Regions from separate parts of the Homo sapiens genome. Here region 2 is linked to region 1. A link is an interaction called in ENCODE POLR2A ChIA-PET data of the cell type or tissue named here. Cell type or tissue: GM12878. All regions are shown on one strand. Links, peaks and the distances in the headings refer to the core of each region. The heading gives the core; the rest is flanking DNA. Region 1 has its middle 16 kb from the start of HAVCR1. Region 2 has its middle 38 kb from the start of HAVCR1.

The links. ChIA-PET counts read pairs that join two places held together with the same protein. Peaks named below come from ENCODE experiments on the same cell type or tissue, not always from the same donor. Only the 100,000 strongest peaks of a DNase experiment are listed, where the experiment ranks them.
Region 2: POLR2A ChIA-PET joins it to region 1 with 5 read pairs; 3 of 35 experiments call an interaction of 5 or more read pairs at or near these places.

Annotation. Positions count from the first base shown.
Region 1 is chr5:157,072,310-157,077,690 of GRCh38, forward strand. No RefSeq gene overlaps it. Among named protein-coding and RNA genes, the nearest start is that of HAVCR1, 16 kb to the left of the region's middle. RefSeq lists an enhancer at 1-1,055. In GM12878, for the core only: no CTCF peak of the experiment used is centred there; DNase peaks (open chromatin) are centred at 2,852 and 4,423.
Region 2 is chr5:157,018,587-157,023,967 of GRCh38, forward strand. No RefSeq gene overlaps it. Among named protein-coding and RNA genes, the nearest start is that of HAVCR1, 38 kb to the right of the region's middle. In GM12878, for the core only: no CTCF peak of the experiment used is centred there; no DNase peak of the experiment used is centred there.

The DNA of each region.
Region 1 (5,381 bases), core at 151-5,150:
CATGCACCGCCACACCTGGCTAATTTTGTATTTTTAGTAGAGACGGGGTTTCTCCATGTGGTCAGGCTGGTCTCGAACTCCCGACCTCAGGTGATCTGCCCACCTTGGCTTCTCAAAGTGCTGGGGTTACAGGTGTGAGCCACTGTGCCCAGCCATTTATGTATCATTTCAGTATTTTACAAGAATGTACCAATATACTGTTTATATAACATAATGCATGCAAAGTGTTTTAACAACAACGACAAAAAGCAAAACCCAATCCCAAAACTGTACATTCTTGCAAAAGTAATGTTCTTTTTTTTTTTTCTTTTGAGACAGGGTGTTTGTCTGTCACCCAGGGTGGAGTGCAGTGACACAAACATGACTCACTGTAGCCTCGACCTCCTGGGCTCAATCAATTCTCCCACCTCAACCTCCTGAGTAGGTGGAACGACAGGCACATGCCACCAGCCACCACACCCTGCTAATATTTTTTATATTTTGTGGAGACAAGGTCCCACTATGTTGCCCAGGCTGTTCTGAAACTCCTGGGCTCAAGCAGTCCTCCTGTCTTGGCTTCCTAAAGTGCTGGGATTACAGGTGTGAGCTACCTCACCCAGCCATAAGTGGAAGTTCTTTTACATTCACATAATGTACTTCATTTTTCACAGCCTAATTACAATCATCCTTTTCTTTAACCCAGAAAGACAGAGAGAAAAGATAGCAGCTGAAGTTGCCAAAAGCTAGACTCGGACATCACCAAGCATCTAGAAAGATGGAAGATTATGAAATAATGCTTTAATAAACATAAAAGCGCTATACCACAAAGCACATGTTCTTCTACAAAGAAAATACATCCGGTCACTATAGTTCACCCTTGAACAACATGGCTTTGAACTGCAAGGGTCCACTTATTCGCAGATTTTTTTCAGTAAAAGTTATACGAAGTGTGCCTGCTTTTCCTGCCTCACCTCCATCTCCACTTCTTTCACCTCTACTCCCCCTGGGACAGCAAGACCAACCCCTCCTCTTCCTCCTCCTCCTTCACATTGAGCTTACTCAATGGAAAGACGACGAGGATGATCCTTATAATGAGCAGTAAATATATTTTGTCTTCCATAGGATTTCTTAGTAACATTTTCTTTTCTCCAGCTTACTTTAAGAATATAGCATATATATATAATATACAAAAATGTGTTTTAATAGACTGTTCACATTATCAGTAAGGCTTCCTGTCAACAGTAGGCTGTTAGCAAATTTTTTGGAGAGTCAAAAATTATATGCAGCCCGGGCACGATGGTTCATGCCTGTAGTCCCAGCACTTTGGGAAGCCAAGGCAGGAGGATCACTTGAGCCTAGGTGTTTAAGACCAGCCTCAGCAACATGGCAAAACCCTATCTCTACAAAAAATGCAAAAATTAGCCAGGCATAGTGGCACACACATATAGTTCCAGCTACTAAAGAGGGTGAGATGGGAAAATTGCTTACAGAAGGTCAAGCCTGCAGTAAGCAGTGATCATGCCACCACACTCCAGCCTGAGCAACAGAGTGAGACCGTCTCAAAAAGAGAAAAAAAAAAAAGAGAGAGAGAGATAAAAGTTATATGCATATTTTCAACTGCACAGGGGATCAGTGCCACTAGCCCTCATATTGTTCAAGAGTCAACTATATATATTTATTTGAGGGACTGCTGTTAGAATCTGCGTCACCTCTGTCACTTTATGCATTCACCCATTTATATTTACTGAGCACTTGCTATGTGCCAGGCAACCTTATTCTATGAGACTCATTTGGAGTTTTACAGAGTTAAGTTAGGCAAGTGGTAAAGCTAAGGATTTGTATTTCCAGAAATTTTTATTCTGAATGATACAGAAAAGGGCTTTTTGGTGATGTCTTTAAATTTTTATTTTTTTATTTAAATAAAATTTAAATGTCTTTAAATTTTTATTTAAAGACATCATCAAAAAGCCCTTTTCTGTATCATTCAGATTCTAGTGTGTGGGTCTGCTATATGCTTATTGCCTTTTATTGTAACTATATTCTTGGGGATCAGGTTGCCCTGCCATATTCTGACTTCCTTGAAGGAAAAACGTAAACCTTTTTGTGGTGCCTGTGTCACAGCTTGTGTTTGCAATACAGCAGGCATATGTTCATTCATTCATTCAGTCTACAAATACTTATTTCACACCCACTGTAAGCCAAGCATTGTACTAGGCCCCTGGGATAGAGGCCATGAATGATAGAGTTTACTTTCCAGTTGAGGGTTGGGGTGGATAGATCACACACACAGAAAAATGTAAGCAAGAGAATTTCAGATTGGAACAAACTATGTAGGAAACCAACTGAATTAGAGATGGGAAGATAGTTACTTAGATTTGGTGGTTGGGGAAAAGCTCTTAGATGAAATTTAGGCTGGGCGCTGTGGCTCACGCCTATAATCCCAGCACTTTGGGAGGCCGAGACGGGCAGATCACTTGAGGCAAGGAGTTTGAGACCAGCCTGGGCAACATGGGGAAACCCCATCTCTATTAAAAATACAAAAAACATTAGCCGGGCGTGGTGGTGTGCGCCTGTAGTCCCAGCTACTCGGGAGGCTGAGGCAGAGAATCGCTTGAACTCATGAGGAGGAGGTTGCAGTGAGCTGAGATCACGCCACTGCATTCCAGTCTGGGTGACAGAGCAAGACTCTGTCCCAAAAATAAATAAGTAAAATTAAAAATTTAAATTAAAAAAAAAAAGAAATTTAAACTAGAAACCAAAAGATGAGAAAGGGGAAGCTTTATACCAACAGTCTTAGAGAAGTATTCTGAAGAGAGGAAATGGCCTGAAAAGGGGCTGGAATCAGAAAGAACATGGGCTGTTCTAGAAGCAGAAACATCAGTGTGGCTGAAACAGAGAATAAGGAGTGGTTGGTGAGGTCAGCAGACTTTCAGTTCAATGGCAAGCTATGGAAAGGTTTTAAATAAGAGTAATTGAATCCAGTTAATGATTTAAGAAAGAAAAAAACGACAGGTGCGGTGGCTCACGCCTGTAATCCCAGCACTTTGGGAGGCCTAAGCAGGCGGATCACGAGGTCAGGAGTTCGAGACCAGCCTGGCCAACATAGTGAAACACCATCTCTACTAAAAATACAAAAATTATCTGGGCAGGCATGGAGGTGTGTGCCTGTAGTCACAGCTATTTGGGGGGCTGAGGCAGGAGAATCACTTGAACCTGGGAGGCGAGGTTGAAGTGAGCCGAGATCGTGCCACTGCACTCCAGCCTGAGTGATGACAGAGCAAGACTCCGTCTCAAAAAAAAAAAGAAAAAGAAAAAAAGAAAAAGGAAATACTGGAAATACTTAGGCTACTGTGTGAGGAGAATGAACTACCAGGAGAGCAAAAGTGGACTAGGTGGCTACCAATTAGGAAGCCATTTCTTGGATGGATGCATGGACAGATGGATGGAAGGAAGGAAGGAAAGAGAGAAGGGAGGAAAGACAGAAACAGATGAATGAGAGATAAAAATAACTCTGATTACAGGTTGGGGCCGGTGGCTCACGCCTGTAATCCCAGCACTTTGGGAAGCCAAGGCGAGTGGATCACTTCAGTTTAGGAGTTCAAGACAAGCCTGGCCAACATGGTAAACCCTGTCTTTACAAAAAATACCAAAATTAGTCAGGCGTGGTGGCAAGCACCTGTAGTCTCAGCTACTTAGGAGGCTGAGGCTGGAGAATTGCTTGAGCCCAAGAGGTGGGGGTTGCAGTAAGCCATGATCAAGCCCCTGCACTCCAGCCTGAGTGACAGAGCGAGATCTTGCCTCAAAAAATAAAAATAACTCTGATTACAAAAGAGCAAGCCTCATGAGACTCACTTGACCTAGATTTTTTAGCTTAAACTGGTTTTTAAGTCAAATTTCAAAAAGCAAAACCAAATTATTTTTAGTGAACGAACATGCTGGAATTAAAATGTGGTTTTCTAAAATGATTGCCTTGAAACAGATGGTATATATTTAGCTATACACTTGCTAGCATATTGGTTTGAAATATATATTATTGTTTTATAGTCATAATACTTCCACCAGCATCATAACCTTTGACAAAGCAATTCTGTATCTAGACCTCTATACCTTGAAAATACACAAATGCATGTAAGTTTTTGTATAAAGGATGTTCCTTAGAGCCTTATTTGAAACAGAGAAAGAAAATAAATATATTTCAATAGGGAAATGATTTAATAGAACATACATGTTTATTCTACTCAATACTATGTAGCTATCTAAATAAAAGGTATTCTCCCAAATATTCTGACATGGACTAATAGCCTTCTACAAATGGTTAAAAAAAAAAAAAAAAGTAAGTTACAACCTGTATCTGTTTGTGTGTATGTGTGTGTATGAGAGACAGACTGGGCATCGTGGCTCACTGTGACTCATGCCTGTAATCCAGCACTTTGTTATTTTTGGAGGTTCTTGTTTTGGTTTGGTTTTTTAACTTCTACCCAAAAGCTACTATGCAATCTCAGCATTTTAAGAGGCTGAGGTGGGAGGATTGCTTGAGCCCCGGAGTCAAAGGCCATCCTAAGCAACATAGTGAGACCCCCATCTCTATTTTTAAAAAACAGGGCCAGGTGCAGTGACTCACGCCTGTAATACCAGAACCTTAGGAAGCCGAGGTGGGAGGATCACTTGAGGTCAGGAGTTTGAGACCAGCCTGGCCAACATGTTGAAACCCTGTCCCTGCTAAAAATACAAAAATTAGCCAGGTGTGATGGTGGGCGCCTATAATTCCAGCTACTCAGGAGGCTGAGACAGGAGAATCGCTTGAACCTGGGAGGCAAAGTTTGCAGTGAGCCAAGATTGCACCATTGCACTCCAGCCTGGGCAACAGAGTGAGACTCTGTCTCAAAAAATAATAATAATAAAATAAATAAATAAATGAGAGAGAGAGAGAGAGAGTGAGAATAGAGAATGGTGCAGAACTGTGCTGTCTAATACTGTAGCCACTAGCCACACGTAGCTACTGAGCACTTAAAATGCAGCTAGTCAGAACTGAGATGTGCTTTAAATGTAAAGTGCACACTGAATTTTTACTGAATTCTGAAAATTTACAATGAAAGAACATAAACTCTCTCCCCCATTTTCTTTTTTGAGACAGGGTCTTCCTGTGTCACCAAGGCTGGAGTGCAATGGCGTGATCTTGGCTCACTACAGCCTTGACCTCCCAGGCTCAAGCAATCCTCCTACCTCTCAGCCTCTCAGGTAGCTGAAACTAGAGGCACACATCACCATACCAAGCTAATTTTTGCATTTTTATAGAGATGCGGTTTTGCCATGTTACCCAGGCTGGTCTCAAACTCCTGGACTCAGGTGGTCTGCCCATCTCAGGCTCCCAAAGTGCTGGGATCACAGGTGTGCACCATCAC
Region 2 (5,381 bases), core at 265-5,264, 54 kb before region 1:
AGTTCTGCCCAACTTGATGAATAGATTCCAATCAAAATCCTAGAAAGCTGTTTTTGTGAAAATTGACAAACCAATTCTACAGTATATATGGAGAAGCAAAAGACTCAGAGAAGCCAATACAAAACTGAAAGGTTAGAACAAAGTCAGAGGACTGACACTACCCAACTTTAAGTCTTACCATAATTGAACTACAATAACTTTGAGCTACAGGAATCAAACTGTATTATTGCTGAAAAAATAGACAAAGAGATAAGTGCAACAGAAGAGAGAACCCAGAAACAGACTTATACATATACAGTCATTTCACCTTTGACAAAGAAGTAAAAGCAATACAACAGAGCAAATGGTGTCTTATCAGATGGTGCTGAAACAATTGGATGTCCACACATTAAAAAAGTGAACCTAGACACAAACTTTATTCCTTTCACAAAAATTAAATCAAAATGGATCATAGCCCTAAATGTAAAATGCCAAACTACAAAATTCATACAAGATAACAGAAGAATATCTAGATAACCTTGGGGTTGGCAATGACTTTTTAGATACAACACTAAAGACATGATCCATGAAAGAAAAAAGTGACAAGTTGGAATTTAATAAAATTAAAAACTTCTGCTTTGCAAAAAACACCATCAGTAAAAAGACAAGCTATGGACTGGGAGAAAATATTTGCAAAGGACATATCTGATAAAACATACAAAGAACTCTTAAAACTCAACAGTAAGATAATGAACCAGCTGATTAAAAAATGGCCAAAATATCTTAATAAACATTTTTCAAGATATACAGCTGGCAAATAAGCATAAGAAATATGTTTAACATCTTATGTTATTAAGGAATGCAAATTAAAGCAACAATGACATACCAGTACATTCCAATTAGAATGGCTAACATCCAGCACTAAATGCTGGCAAGGATGTGGGGCAATAGGAACTCTCAATCATTGCTGGTGTGAATACAAAATGGCTCAGCCACCTTGAAAAACAGTGTGGCAGTTTCTTACAGAACTAAACATTCTCTTATCAGACAATGCAATAATTGTGTTCCTTGATATTTACCTAAATCAATTGAAAACTTATGTCTATACAAAAGCCTGTGTGCACATGAATGTTTATGGAAGTTTTATTCATAATTTCCAAAACTTGGAAGCAACTAAAGCAAATTAATAAACAAAAATAAGTTGTGATACATCCAGACAATGGAATATTATTTAGCAATAAGAAGAAATGAGCTGTGTAGCTATCAAAAGAATGGAGGAACCTTAAATGCATATTGTTAATTGGAAGAAATCAATCTGAAGAGGCTACATACTGTATGACCCCCAATTATATGACATTCTGAAAAAGATAGAACTATGGAGACAGTGAAAAGATCAGATCAGTGACTTTCAGGGATTTGGGGAGAGGGAAGGATGACTAGGTGGATCTATAAGATTTTTAGGGCAGCAAAACCATTTTGTATGATACTATAATGGTGGGTACATGTCATTACACATTTATCAAAACCCATAGAATGCACAACACAAAGCATGAACCTTAATGTAAACTATGAACTTCAATTGAGAATGATGTGTCAATGTTGATTCATCATTTGTAACAAATATGCCACACTGGTGGGGAAAGTTAACAGTGGTGGCAAAATCATGTGTGTGTGTATTGTGTGAGGAAGGTGTCTATGTGGGAACTCTGTACTTTCTGTTCAACTTTGCTGTTAGCCTAAAACTTTTCTAAAAATTAAAGTCCATTAAGTAATGTGTGCATCAGTCATCATCAAAGTATTTTTTAGAGCTGACCAGGTTATGCTCACCTGGAGTCCCAGCTACTCTGGAGGCTGAGGCAAGAAGATCACTTGAAGCCAGGATTTCAAGGCTGTAGTGCACTAAGATCATGCCTGTGAATAGCCGCTGCACTCAAGCCCAGGCAATATTGCAAGACCTCATTCCCAAATTTTTTTTAAGTATTTTTAGGCTCAAGCAGGTGCAGGCACTTACAGGCAGAGCAAGCCCCATCTCAGCTGTCCACAGCACAAAATAGGGGTTACCCTAGAGCATTTCCTCGCAGTCCAAAGGGGACTTTCTTATTTATTTTTACCAGTTTGTAGGGGAAACATTTAGTTCCTAGGAGGCCCAGGGACAAAGTCAGCTGAACAGCTGTGAGCCAGCTTCCTGGGAAGCTTTCCAAAAGCATGGCAACATTCAGCCTTCTTGTTCCCAGGGGTGCCACCAACATCATGCTCTTGTAGTGGGTGCTAGACATAGGACACACCTGTGGTCACCAGCCTCTTGCCATTTTTCTTACTTGGTTTTTCCCCTGCTCTAGCCTATTGTGGACATTTTCCTGTTTCATTTTGTGTCTTTTATGTCCTTCCAGAGCACTTGACACACACAACATAGAAACATGCTGTCATATCCCCTTCCCAAGTCTCTCAAGGTCAGTGGTTCTCAGTCTCAGCTACACACTCAAATCTCCTGGGGAAGGCTGGTCACAGGGCTCATGCCTGGAATCCCAGCACTTTGAAAGGCTGAGATCGGAGGATCTCTTGAGCCTACGAGTTCAAGAACAGCCTGGGCAACATAACGAGACCCAGTCTCTACAAATAAAAAAATTAGATGGGCATGGTGGTGTGCCTGTAGTCCTAGCTACTCGAAGGCAGAGACAGCAGGATTGCTTGAGCCCAGGTGTTGAGGCTGCAGTGAGCCTTGATCACACTGCTGCTCTCCAGCCTGGACAACACAGCAAGAATCTGTCTCAAAAACATAAAAAATCTGGGGAGATTGAAAAAATTATAATATCTGCGACCCCCTCCTGAAATTCTGATTTAATTGATCTAGGCATGGGTAGTTTCTCAACCTTCCCAGATGATTCTAACACGCAGCTAAGGTTGCAAATTACTGATCTCAGAAAGTCACTGAGATTCACACCGGCTCCAGCCAGTAATATAAATGGACTTGTAAAAGAGACACTCTTCCTTGCTCTATCCCATCCCTAGAGTACACAGGAAGGTTCTAAGAAACATTCTTTTATCAATTTATTTTTTATTTTTATTTATTTATTTATTTGTTTGTTTGTTTGTTTGTTTGTTTGAGACAGAGTCTCACTCTCACCCAGGATAGAGTGCAGTGTCACAATCTCGGCTCACTGCAACCTCAGCCTCCTGGGTTCAAGCGATTCTCCTGCCTCAGCCTCCTGAGACTAGCTGGGATTACAGGCATGCACCAAGACACCTGGCAAATTTTTATATTTTCAGTAGAGATGGGGTTTCACCATGTTGGTCATGCTGGTCTTGAACTTCTGACCTCAAGTGATCCACCCCATCTTAGTCTCCCAAAGTGCTGGGATTACATGGGTGAGCCGCTGCACCTGGCCCTATCCATTTATTAACTAATTTTAATAGATATATATCGAACACCTACTAAGTATAAGCTAGGTGCTGAGAAAATACAGACACTTCCCTCGAAGTGTTGAGTAAAAAAGCACCATCAATGTAAATATCTCTAATACAAGGGACAAAGTTATAGGATCACCATTTATGGTTTTAGTTTGCACAGCACAAAAATCCTAAGTCACACTCCTTTTTACAAGCTCTGTCCTGACTCAGGGCTGTGTCAGCCAGAAAGAAGAGGAAGGCCTCTTTGTAATTTACCCTAAGGTGCCCCACAGGCTAGGCGGAACCCTGGCCTCATGCAGAATAATCTCAGCTAGGTACTAGCACCATGCCTAGAATATGGGAGGTACTCTATTTTTCCATGTTTATTGAGTAATTAAAAAGGGCTGCCCAGAAGTATTCAGAAGAGAGAATTAATTCTGTCCAGGAGGATTAGGACCAGAAGGGCTGAAGCAGTGACGCTGGAGCAGGACTTGGAGGAATGACGTGACCCTTGGAGAAACAGGGAACAAGCATTCCTGGCGGGTGGGATGACCCATGGAGTAGAGAGTGGATATCTGAGGCATTTATAGCCTTTGGAACATAGCAGGAAGGGACTCCATGAAGCAGGCAAAGTGAGTTGGGGATAAGCAGTGGAGGGCTTGCTGTGGAGTTGAGAATTTCACCAAATTGGGAGTAGTTGCAGGATTTCCAGCTAAGATGTTACACAAACAGATCTTAGCTTTGAGGTTATGCTGGTGGCCCTGCGGAGGAAGGACTCAGGAACGACTGGGGTAAGGCACAAGTAGCCACCCAAGACTCTAAGTAAGAGTTGGAAAGGTCCTTAGTGTCCATGAGAATCCCCAAGGGAACATTACAATTCGATTCCCAGGAGTTCTGAGTTATAGACTGTTTCTCTCTCAGCCCCATGTACACCATGCTCACATTCTGTGTCAAGCCTACCAAGGGCACCCTCAGGTTTTCTGGTTGGCTATCATTACTTTTGCAGTGGGTAGAGCAACAGCCTTTGTGTATATATCCTTAGAAAATCTAATGCGATCAACAGTCAAAGAAGAAATAAAGTTTTGAGAGAGCCTGGGCAACATAGGGAGACTCTGTCTCTACAAAAAATACAAAAATGAGCCGGGCATCGTGGCACATGCCTGTAATCCCAGCTACCCAGGAGGCTGAGGTAAGAGGATCACTTGAGCTTAAGAGTTTGAGGCTGCACTTAGGGTTAGCCATGATCACACCACTGCACTCCAGCCTGGCAACATAGCAAGACCTAATCTCCACTTAAAAAAAAAAAATTAGCCAGGCATGGTGGCTTTAAGAGGATATGACTTCTGAGACCCTCCAAAACTGTTTACAATTAATGGCAAAAGGGCCGGGTGTGGTGGCTCATGCCTGCAATCCCAGCACTTTGGGAGGCCAAGGTGGGCAGATTGCTTGGACCCAGGAGTTTGAGACCAGCCTGGGTAACATGGTGAAAATACATCTCTACAAAAATCACAAAAATTAGCCGGGCAAGGTGGTGCACACCTGTGGTCCCAGCTACTCGGGAGGCTGAGGTGGGAGGATACTTGAGCCCAGGACTTCAAGGCTGCAGTGAGCCGTGATCACACCACTGCACTCCAGCCTGGGTGACAGAGCAAGACCCTGTCTCAAAGGAAAAAAAAAAAAAAAAAGCAAAAGGAAATCAACAACAAAAGAAAACCTTAATCAGAGGGAGATCAAATGACTAATTGTCATTCCTTTCCTTCCAGAGAGCACTACGAACCTGTAACAAACATCCACAAACTAGACCATGAAAACCAGAGTGTAAATAAGCTTCCCCTACATTTTTTGGGTCTTCCTATATTTTGGAGACTCCAGGTAATTTTATTTAGCCTCAGAAGTGACAGTGCAAAGCTGGGCATGGTGGCTCACGCCTGTAATCCCAGCACTTTGGGAGGCCGAGGTGGGTGGATCACCTGAGGTCAGGAGTTCAAGACCAGCCTGGCCAACATGGTGAAACC